Regions from separate parts of the Homo sapiens genome. Here regions 1 and 2 are each linked to region 3. A link is a contact called in ENCODE Hi-C or POLR2A ChIA-PET data. All regions are on one chromosome and are shown on one strand. Each heading gives the region's core, a stretch centred on a gene start or an enhancer-like site at or near the end of the contact. The rest is flanking DNA. Distances are from core to core; before and after follow the strand shown. Region 1 overlaps ZDHHC20 (zDHHC palmitoyltransferase 20). Region 2 holds the start of XPO4 (exportin 4). Region 3 holds the start of SKA3 (spindle and kinetochore associated complex subunit 3).

The links. A loop is a pair of places that touch in the nucleus more often than their neighbours do. ChIA-PET counts read pairs that join two places held with the same protein, here RNA polymerase II (POLR2A). Pooled maps may share reads with other maps.
Region 1: a pooled map shows a loop between it and region 3 (4-fold over the local background). The contact joins the enhancer-like site here to the promoter of SKA3 in region 3. A Hi-C loop is called at or near these places in 5 of 50 pooled maps. POLR2A ChIA-PET finds 5 or more read pairs at or near these places in 2 of 52 experiments (MCF 10A and activated B cell).
Region 2: a loop to region 3 is called in a map of B cell, with 28 times the contacts of the local background. The contact joins the promoter of XPO4 here to the promoter of SKA3 in region 3. A Hi-C loop is called at or near these places in 3 of 168 maps with a recorded cell type or tissue (B cell, CD4-positive, alpha-beta memory T cell and naive thymus-derived CD4-positive, alpha-beta T cell), 7 of 37 single-sample maps with no recorded cell type and 16 of 50 pooled maps. POLR2A ChIA-PET finds 5 or more read pairs at or near these places in 19 of 52 experiments (AG04449, AG04450, CD4-positive, alpha-beta T cell and 13 more).

The regions. Positions count from the first base shown.
Region 1 is chr13:21,434,592-21,438,026 of GRCh38, reverse strand. All of the region lies in intron 1 of ZDHHC20 (zDHHC palmitoyltransferase 20), which reads left to right. Among named protein-coding and RNA genes, the nearest start is that of ZDHHC20, 23 kb to the left of the region's middle. Within about 2 kb of position 1,991, at least 26 of the 41 ENCODE cell types and tissues checked have a DNase peak (open chromatin) inside an H3K27ac peak, as active enhancers do.
Region 2 is chr13:20,901,084-20,904,378 of GRCh38, reverse strand. It overlaps XPO4 (exportin 4), which reads left to right and starts at 1,633. Exons shown (of 23, transcript NM_022459.5): 1 at 1,633-1,709. The coding sequence starts at 1,641. RefSeq lists a silencer at 1,231-1,610 and an enhancer at 1,821-1,870.
Region 3 is chr13:21,175,084-21,178,793 of GRCh38, reverse strand. It overlaps SKA3 (spindle and kinetochore associated complex subunit 3), which reads left to right and starts at 2,242. Exons shown (of 9, transcript NM_145061.6): 1 at 2,242-2,419. The coding sequence starts at 2,317. MRPL57 (mitochondrial ribosomal protein L57) reads right to left here and starts at 2,136. Exons shown (of 2, transcript NM_024026.5): 1 at 2,077-2,136; 2 at 1-1,882. The coding sequence starts at 1,877. The coding sequence ends at 1,569. RefSeq lists enhancers at 1,667-1,986, 2,002-2,724, 3,447-3,710.

The DNA of each region.
Region 1 (3,435 bases), core at 742-3,241, 260 kb before region 3:
AGGTCTCAACAGTGGGCTTAAAATATTCAATAAAGCCGCTGGGTGCGGTGGCTCACGCCTGTAATCCCAGAATTTTGGGAGGCCGAGGCGGGCAGATCACGAGGTCAGGAGATCGAGACCATCCTGGCTAACATGGTGAAACCCCATCTCTACTAAAAATACAAAAAATTAGCCAGGCGTGGTGGCGGGCGCCTGTAGTCCTACCTACTTAGGAGGCTGAGGCAGGAGAATGGCGTGAACCCGGGAGGTGGAGGTGGCAGTGAGCTGAGATTGTGCCACTGCACTCCAGCCTGGGCGACAGTGTGAGACTCCATCTCAAAAAAAAAAAAAATTCAGTAAAGCATACTGTAAACAGATGTGCTGTCACCCAGGTTTTGTTGTTCCATTTCTAGAGCATAGGCAGAGTGGATTTAGCATAATTCTTCAGAGCCCTAGGGTTTTTGGAACGGTAAATGAGCATTGGCTTCAACTTAAAGTCCCCAGCTACATTGGCTCCTGAGAAGAGTCTCCCTATTCTTTGAAGCTGGACATTGACTTCCTCTCTCTGGCTAGGAAAGTTCTAGGTGACCTCTTCTTCCAATAAAAGACTGTTTCATCTGCAGCGAGCATCTGTTATTTAGTGTAGCCACTGATATGGCGTGGCTCTGTGTCCCCACCCAAATTTCACAGTGTGAAAATGGACTAATATAGCTACCTTCATCAATTATCTCAGCTAGATCTTCTGAATAACTTGCTGCAGCTTTTACATAAAAACTTGCTGCTTCGTCCTGTACTTTTGTGTTATGGAGATGGCTTATTTCCTTAAACCTCATAAATCAACTTCTGCTAGCTTAAGACTTTTTTCCTGCAGCTTTCTCATCTCTCTCAGCCTTCACAAAATTAAAGAGAGTTAGGACTTTGCTCTGAGTTAGGCTTTGGCTTAAGGGAATGTTTGTGGCTGGTTTGGCTCTCTGTCTAGAAAACTCAAACTTTTTTTGTATCAGCCTCATTGCACTTTCTTATTCATCTATTCACTGGAGTAGTACTTTTTTTAAAATTAATTTTTTTTATTATACTTTAAGTTCTAGGGTACACGTACACAACGTGGGCCAAAGTTAGTGCCACTCCACTGGAGTAGTACTTTTAATTTTCTTCAAGAACTTTTCCTTGGCATTCACAACTTGGCTAACTTTGGCCCAAGAGGCCTAGCGTTTATCCTGTCTTGGTTTTTAACATGTCTTTCTCACTAAGCTTAGTCATTTCTAGCTGTTGATCTAAAGTGACAGGTGTGTGACTCTTCCTTTCACCTGAACACTTAGAGGCCATTGTAGGATTATTAATTGGCTTGATTGCAGTATTGTTGTGTCTCCGGAAATAGGGAGGCCCAAGGAGACGGAGAGAGATAGAGGAATGTCTGGTCAGTGGAGTGGTAGAAACACCACATTTATTAAGTTTTCCATCGTATATGGATGCAGTTGGTGGTACTCCAAAACAATTACAATAGTAACGTCACAGATCACTGATCACAGAGCACCAGAGCAGATATTATGATAATGAAAAAGGTTGAAATACTGTGAGAATTAACCAAAATGTGACACGGAGACACAAAGTGAGCACAAAGTGTTGGAAAAATAGCACAGATAGACTTGCTTAATGCAGGGTTGCCACAACCTTCGATTTGTAAAAAACATAATGTCTGCAAAGCACAATAAATCAAAGCACCTTATGAGATGTGCCTATATGTATTTTCAGCAAGAATGTCACAGAAGTAATGCTGTGTCATTATAACATTTTGGGGACCATTAATGTTGATCAACACCCAAGGTAGTGTGTGCTATGTTTCTCCATTCTATAAAGGTACAGTTTTTCTTTGTAATTAATATTCTATTAGACCACCACATCACACGGATTCCTTTTTGAGGAAGGACTTGTTGCTCAGTTTTGGTCAGTGCAGTCAGCAGATAGCTTCCAGCACTTTCTGCATGACTCATATCACCCAAGGTCACACCCTTCCTGGTGCAGCTTGCACACAATGCCTGAGTGAGATGGGGTGGAACTGCCCACTTCAGAGCTCCCTGCCGGTTGCTGAAGCCAGGACTATATTGCAGTGAGATTGCTCCCTTAGCCCAATTATACCTCTTCCCCCTTCCTTTCACATATGCTGGTCCCTAGTAAATACATTGCACCCCAAACTCTGTCTTAGCATCTGATTCCAGAGAACCCAACCTGAGTCATTTCTTATTGGGAGACATTTTGAAACCCTGTGAATAATCTGTTTGTTATTACTTTCACTTACTCCTTTTAGCATCTATTGAGAATTCTTGCTTGAAACAGTTATTACTGTCCTGGTTGCCAAATGGTGGTTTTCTAATTCCATGATTTCTTCTACATTTACTAGTTAGAATTCTACTGTATGGAAGAGATTATCCTTCTCCCATTTACTTATTTATTGATTCACTCACATATATCAGCATGCACCGGCAAATTCTATTTTGTGAATTATAATCTAACACGTATTTTATTGTTCAATTTGTCCCAGATTTGGCCAGTAGGAGCCAGTTTCCATCTTGTTTCTGTGTGCTTTGATGTGTCCTTATTGTTTTTTTAGTACTTCCTTTCTTTCTGGCAATATATTTCAGCATTGTTTGATACTTTTCCTGCCCCTGGAATTGGTCATTTCAACAGGGACCAAGAATGAATATAAAAAATGGAAACATTCAAGCATTAGAAGAAAATATGGGTGGATGATCTTAAGGCAATGAGGAAAGCCTCTAACATCTCAGAATCACCAAGCACAATAGAAAAAACAAACAAACAAAAAAGTAAGCAGATGTTTCACAGGAAAAAAAAAATGAAAATGACACATAAGCATAAGAAAAGATACTGACCCTCACTTATAAGATAAATACGAGGTAAAATTATCCTGCCATACCAAAAGATTGAAAACTTCATTGAGTAGACTGCAGAGAAACAGTCAGTTTCATTCATTGCTGGTAGAAGTATAAAATGGTACAACCCGTATAAAAGGGTTTTTGCAAAAAGCTAAAGACATGGTGGACAGATTTACTTTTGGTTCAGTAATCCCACTGTTAGGAATCTACACTGAAGATAAACTTCCACAAATAAACAACACATGCACAAGGTTATTTATTGCAACATTGTAGTGGCAAAGGATTGGCGACAACACAGATGCCCATCAATAGAAGGCTGATTGTATAACTGGAATATCCACACAACGGAATATTGTGCAATGCTTTAAAAAAAAAAAAAGGATGTCTCTGTGTGCTAATGGGTAGCGATTTCTAGAATTTGTAGGACATTTCACAAGACATCTGGCCTGATCTTTTCAAAAAGTCATCATCATATGGATTTAGGGAAGATGGTGGTAATAGTACATTATTTTTGAGTCACTCCAAATCACTGCATAAAAACAGAACATGAACAGTATCTGTAGCA
Region 2 (3,295 bases), core at 384-2,883, 270 kb after region 3:
AGACCGTAGATGTCAGCTCAAAACGAAACAAACCCCTGATCCGAACAACCTAACAGCACTGGTTTGAATACTGAAACAGCTGTCAGGACCACTTGCGTGGAATGTCCTAGAGGCAACTGGAGCACCGGAGGGAAGGTTAATTACTTGATACTCTAATATGCCTTTCAACACGGATTCCACAAACACGACAATGCTGATTTTTGTCCTTTTTTTTTTTTTTCCTGAGACAGGATCAGCCTCTCACCCAGGCTGGAGTGCCGTGGTGTGATCTCGCCCCACTGCACTCTCGACCTCCTGGGCAATCCTTCCGCTTCAGCCTCCCGAGAAGCTCGGACCACAGGCGCAAGACACCACACCGGGCTTTTTTTTTTTTTTTTTTTGGTAGAGACAGGGTCTCACGATGTTGCCCAGGCTGGTCTCGAACTCCTGAGCTAAAATGAGGCCTGCCTTGGCCTCCCAAAGTGCTGGGATTACAGGCATGAGCCACAGCGCCTGGCCGACAAAGCTCATCTTACTGCATTTGAGAAGCCAGGTAGTCAAGGTCAGGCTTTCCTGTCCCTGCTTTCTCCCTCTCCTATGTGAGCCAGCCCTTAAAGAGTGAAAACGGCAAGAGCCAAAGACGGGTTTTCCTCCTAGGGTCTCCTAGCGACCCGCTGCCCAGATACATTTGGATGATTGTCCTGCAGAAGGCCAAAGCCCTCCATTATGAAAACGAAGCGTTCGGCCGGGGGCGGTGGCTCACGCCTGTAATCCCAGAACTTTGGGAGACCGAGGCGGGCGGATCACCTGAGGTCAGGAGTTCGAGACCAGCCTGGCCAACATGGTGAAACTTCGTCTCTACTAAAAGTACAAAAATTAGCCGGGCGTGGTGGCGGGCGCCTGTAATCCCAGATACTCAGGAGGCTGAGGCAGGGGAATCGCTTGAACCCGGGAGACGGAGGTTGCAGTGAGCCGAAATAGGGCCATTGCACTCCATCCTGGGCGATAGAGTGAGACCCTGTCTCCAAAAAAAAAAAAAAAGAAAGAAAGAAAACGAAGCGTTCTATCCTGGAATGTTCTCCCATGGCAAGAAGGAACAGAGAAGCAGGAGACAGAGATACTTTGAAAGGAGGTGCGCTCTGAGGAGGGGAAAGCGGGAAGAGCGATTCCAAGTTTAGGAAATCCTGCACGGCGCTGGAGCGTGGAAGGGCAAGGAGGAGCCAGGGGAGGCGGTGTGCAGGGCTGAGAACGGAGGGAGCGAACTGGCGTCGTGGATCTGCGGGTCCCCGGGCGGGCTGTACTAGGGTAGTGGGGAGAGGGCCGGGGGCACCGCGAGGCCGGGGCGCCGGACACCACGCATGCGCGGGGCTGGGAGCTTAGCGGGGCGCGCGGCTGCAGCAGTCTGGGCAGACCGCCTCGGCCTCGCCCGGTGCCGGCTGCGGCCGCCCCCGCCCCAGCGCGGCGGCCGGGCTCACACTAGTCCCCTCCCAGCCACCCGGAACCCGGCAGCCCGGCCAGACCCGCCGAGGCCGCGACGCCGGTGTCGACAGCGGCTGCGACGGCCCTGGGAGCGCGTGAGGCTCCGGGGTCGCGGCGGCGATTGGCCGGCCGCGGCGCCCGCTCCCAGAATGCAGCGCATGGCGCGTCATTGAAGAGAGACCATGATGGCGGCGGCGCTGGGGCCCCCAGAAGTGATCGCTCAGCTGGAGAACGCGGCTAAAGTTCTGATGGTGAGGACGCCGCGCCCCTCAGACCCCGGGATTCGCGGGCCCCCGGTCGGCCCTGCCACTCCAGGCCTTGCTGCTCGCTGGGCTGGCGACTGGCAAGGGCCTGCAGGGAGCCTGGAAGTGGAGGAGGAGGTGGCGGTGGCGTGGCGCAGGATTCTTCAGCCTACTTTCCTCCTGCCGTCGTCCCCTCCTTCCAGGAGCTGTCCCCTTCCCCTGGCTGCCCAGCACCCCAGTCGGGCGTGGGAATATAGTGGTGTAGCAAAGAGAATTTCTTCACCTTACACCCTGCCCCACAGACTGGGTCGCAGAGCAAGGCGCCGGGAAGGAGTTGGGGTTATCCCCGCAGGGCTTCGGTAGGGGAAATTTGTAGGGCTGTGTGAGCGCTCTTGGGGAGTTGGTGTCGGGAGGGATTGGATGGCACAGCCTGGGTGCTGTTAGCAACCCTTGTTTCCTGTGCATTCGCATCCTCTAGCGCTTCCCTGACATGCAGCCACCTCTGGAGTAATTGCAGCCGGCAGCACGTGGAAGGGCCGGGCCGGCTGGAGGGAGGGAGGGGAATCGTTGAGACCAAGGTCATTGGGGCAAAACTTGGTCTAGTGCTAAGCTCCTTAAAGCTCCCGCGATTTGGAGAACTGAGTCTATGCTACTCTTTGACTTCATGCTTACACTACAATAAGCAGTTTGATGAGATTGTTTACTAAGGGAATTTGAGAAGGCCGAGTCAAAGGATAAAAGTATTACATGCAAGGAGGAGAAGTAAGGATAAACTACGTTCAGTTAGTAAACAGTGTTTCTATTTGCTGGCTCAGCTTTGTTTTTGCAAATTATGACTTCGGTGTTTGTAGATGTTTTGGGAAGTTAGAGGTTCATTTGATACCTGGATTGATTCAGACTTTCTAAGAATTGGATACAGCCAGCTTTGTTACCTTTTTGGACTTTTTTCCTTTTGGTTTGGTGTTAGGGTGTTTGAGCATCACATTTGAGAATATTCGAACTAATTCTAGCGTAGTTTGTAGTTCTAATATTTTACACCAGATATTTTTGTTTCTTTAGAAATCGAGAAGTCTAATAAAAGCAGGATTTACTTGCTTCATTATGAATATTAACTTAATGTACGTTTTGTCACAAAACAGACTAGTGAAGGTTTTCACACTTTTGCAAATTAAGCAGAAGTAACTAGCTAGTATTCCCCTTAATAAAAGATTCTTAAAAATCCCTGACATAGAGCGTTTTGTAAAATTCCTGAAATTTTCCTAGGAGCTAGGGGCTCCGTTTTCATTGGATTCTGGAAGGAGTATGCCACCCAAAACACGGCTGTAGTTCTTACACTGATCAGGTAAAATCAGTGTCCTTCGTCACTGGCTTAATATAAACTAGTATTTGTGTTTTCCAATATCTTCCCTCTTCCCTGGCAAAGCTGCTTTTATCCCCTATAAGGAGTAGGTGAGAAGAATAGTAGTAAGTACCGTTTATTGAGTGCTAGATATTGGGCTTGATGCTTTACATACTTTACATATTTTATTAATTCTTGCAACAGCTTTGCTTTACAAGGTTGAGAAACTGTAAGTGGCCCGGGTTACACGATTACT
Region 3 (3,710 bases), core at 993-3,492:
TTAGTAGAGATGGGGTTTCACCATATTGGCCAGGCTGGTCTCGAACTCCTGACCTTGTGATCCGCCCACCTTGGCCTCCCAAAGTGCTGGGATTACAGGCGTAAGCCACCACGCCCGGCTAATTTTTGTATTTTTAGTAGAGATGGGGTTTCGCCATGTTGGCCAGGCTGGTCTGGAACTCCTGATCTCAGGTGATCCTTCTGCCTAAGCCTCCCAAAGTGATGGGATTACAGAAGTGAGCCACCGTGTGGGCCTCAGCCATACAACTTTGACAAAGTTCTTTGTGTGTCTTCCCAGTCAATAGTGGTTTCTCCTTTATTCCTGTTCCCACAGACGCAATTCTGATTTTTTTCCCCACCTAAATTTTCTTTTTCTGTCGCCCAGGCTAGAGTGCAGTGACACAATCTCGACTTACTGCAGCCTCCACCTCCTGGGTGCAAGCGATTCTCCTGCCTCAGCCTCCTGAGTAGCTGGGATTACAGGCCTCACCACTGCACCCGGCTAATTTTATGTATTTTCAGTGGAGACAGGGTTTCACCATGTTGGTTGGGCTGGTCTTGAACTCCTGGCCTCAAGTGATCTGCCCGCCTCAGCCTCCCAAAGTGCTGGGATTACAGGCGTGAGCCATCCCGCCTGGCCATATATTATTGTTATTTTAGATAGGGTCTCGCTATGTTGCCCAAGCTGGACTCAAGCAATATTCCTGAATAGCTGGGACTACATGCAAGCACCACAGCACCCTGCCAAAATAGCTAAAAAATACACCTTCCTGTAACAGCTCTGATAAATATCTTTTACTTCGTTTATTTTTCTTTTTTGAGATGCAGTCTCCCAGGCTGGAGTGCAGCGGCATGCTCTCGGCTCACTGCAACCTCCGCTTCATTGCAACCTCTGCCTCTGAGGTTCAGGCGATCCTCCCACCTCAGCGTCCCAAGTAGCTGGGATTGCAAGCCTGCACCAACATACCCAGCTAATTTTTTTTGTATTAGTAGAGACGGGTTTTATCACCTTGGCCAAGCTGGTCTTGAACTCCTGACCTCAAGTGATCCGCCCGCCTTGGACTCCTAAAGTGTTGGGATTACAGGCGTGAGCCACCGCACCCGGCCTCTTTTACTTCGCTTAAATGTCCAATTTTAGTAGTAAAATCCCGGAAAATGTTTTTAGGAGTATGTTTAACTGAAAAGCTCATATTTTCTTTCATTTTTGGGCAATTCTTAAGGTAAGCAAACTAATGTTGCATGATAAAGCCCCCATCAAGTATCTCATACTTAAGCAAAGACCTCAAATCATTGTGGCTTTATTGCAGCTTTCCTTCAAAATATCATCTGTGACTGAGGAAATCCCTATCTTCCTATCAGACTAATGAAACCACAGGACAGCAATTAGACTTTTAAGTATTGGGGGTTTAGAGCTCTAGATATTCGATATGCAGACTACTCATGTTTGTTTGTTTTAATAAAGACTGGTCCAAAGGCTCATTTTCACACAAGCTACAGTTTTTCAGTTCCAGGACCAGGTAAAGATGGTCAGCTCCGTGATCCATAAAATCCAAGGGTGACGACTCAGGATTAGGACCATTTCTTGGTGACATTGAGATGGTCGAGCTGGTCCGCAATGAATCTATGCGGGGGGAACTTGGAAGTGGCGGCCGCCTTTATGGCCTCGAAGGCCTCCCTCCTGCGCACCGCGGCGTGGCCGCGCTCCTGCTCCCGGGTCATGTAGGGCATGCTCAGCCAGTAATGGTTCTCCGCCTCGATCTCCAGGCGGCGGATCATGTTCTGCTTGGCGCGCAACGACACGAACCGCGGCCGCCGGTGCTTCCCGATCCACTGACGGCCGGGAATGCGGCCGCGCCAGAGGAGCGCAGTCAGGAACATGGTGCCTGCGGAAGAGAGGGACGGGCTTTGCGGAGGCGAACTGGCGCGGCCGGACCTGGAGAGAGCAGCGGGCGCGCGCTCCAGCTCACGCCTACGGGAGTTCCCGCACCGCCTCCCCTCCAGAGAAGCGGGGAGCCCAGGTAAGGCCAGCAGGCGAAGAAGGAGCTCCCTAGAGAACCGAATTCGCACAGCTACTCACCTGCCGCGCTGCTCAAGACTCTGCGTCTCCGCGGCCGCCAGCAGACGCCGTGGCGTAAGCGCACCCGTCTCGCGGGGTCTCCTGGGGCCTCGGCGAGAGACTTCGGCTCTCGCGAGAGAGGACTGCGCCTGCGCAGAGCCGAGGACGCGTCCGGCGCCGAGATTCAAACTAGTGGCGGGAGGCTGTGAGCTGAGCGGTGGGGTCTGCGTACGCCTGGAGTCCTTCCCCGCTGTGCTCAGCATGGACCCTATCCGGAGCTTCTGCGGGAAGCTGCGGTCTCTGGCCAGCACGCTGGACTGCGAGACGGCCCGGCTGCAGCGAGCGCTGGACGGAGAGGAAAGCGGTGCGTGAGGCGGGCGGCCAGGGCACGGTGCGTGGGGTGCGCCGCGGGCGGAGGGGCGTGGCGAGTGGACGGTATGTCCCACGGGAACCGCCAGGCACTGACGGCGTGGACGGCTGCCACCGAGGCGCAGGGCGGGTGCTGCGCGTCTCACTGCTCGGCGTTTGGCGTTAGCGTAGCTCCCGGGCCTGTTTATGGTTTATTCCTAGGAACCCTTGTCGCGTGTCCGTTTTAGACCCATGTACAACCCCACGGCTCTCTTGAGATAATGAAAGTAGCACTATTACGTTATAAACAGAGACAGCAGCACTTAAGAATAAGAACCTAAATTAACAGATTGAGCTCATAATACATATACTAATTTATACGTGATATGCTTTCGTCACATACAATATGTGTGCTTGTCAGTAAAATACCATGTAAACCTAAACAGTTTCTCTTAGAATCAAGCTATTTAACGTTCTTTACACAATACTTTACACATATAGTGACTTTTTTCTCACTCACGTGGTCCACAGTTGCAGTAAACCTCTGTGTTTTTCCCGCTAAACCATGTTGCCAACACAAACACTAGTACTCAACAGTGCTGGGGTTTAAAAAAATATGTGTATATAAATAAAGCAAAATTCACCATTCCCCTTTTTATTAGAGATTTTTTAAATTGTTGAAAAAGTAGTTCAGATTTTGGAATTATTTCATAAATGTCATAATTGTAATGTGCTTTAAAATATTACACCCTGCAGACTACTTTTACTTTAATTATATAATGAATGATCTCCAGTCACTTGAAAATGTCTATTTCTGCCCGGCGCGGTGGCTCACGCCTGTAATCCTAGCACTTTGGGAGGCTGAGGCGGGCGGATCACAAGGTCAGGAGATCGAGACCATTCTGGCTAACACGGTGAAACCCCGTCTCTACTAAAAATACAAAAAATTAGCCGGGCGTGGTGGCGGGCGCCGGTAGTCCCAGCTACTCGGGAGGCTGAGGTAGGAGAATGGCGTGAACCCGGGAGGCGGAACTTGCAGTGAGCCGAGATCCGCCACTGCACTCCAGCCTCGGCGACAGAGCAAGAGTCCGTCTCAAAAAGAAAAAAAGATTTGGCCGTGCACGGTGGCACACGCCTGTAATCCCAGCATTTTGGGAGGCCGAGGTGGGTGGATCGCCCGAGGTCAGGAGTTCAAGACCAGCCTGGCCAACGTGGTGAAACCTCGTCTCTACTAAAAATACAAAACAATTAGCTGGGCATAGTAGTGGGCGCCTGTAATCCCAGCTACTCGGAGGCTGAGGTGGGAG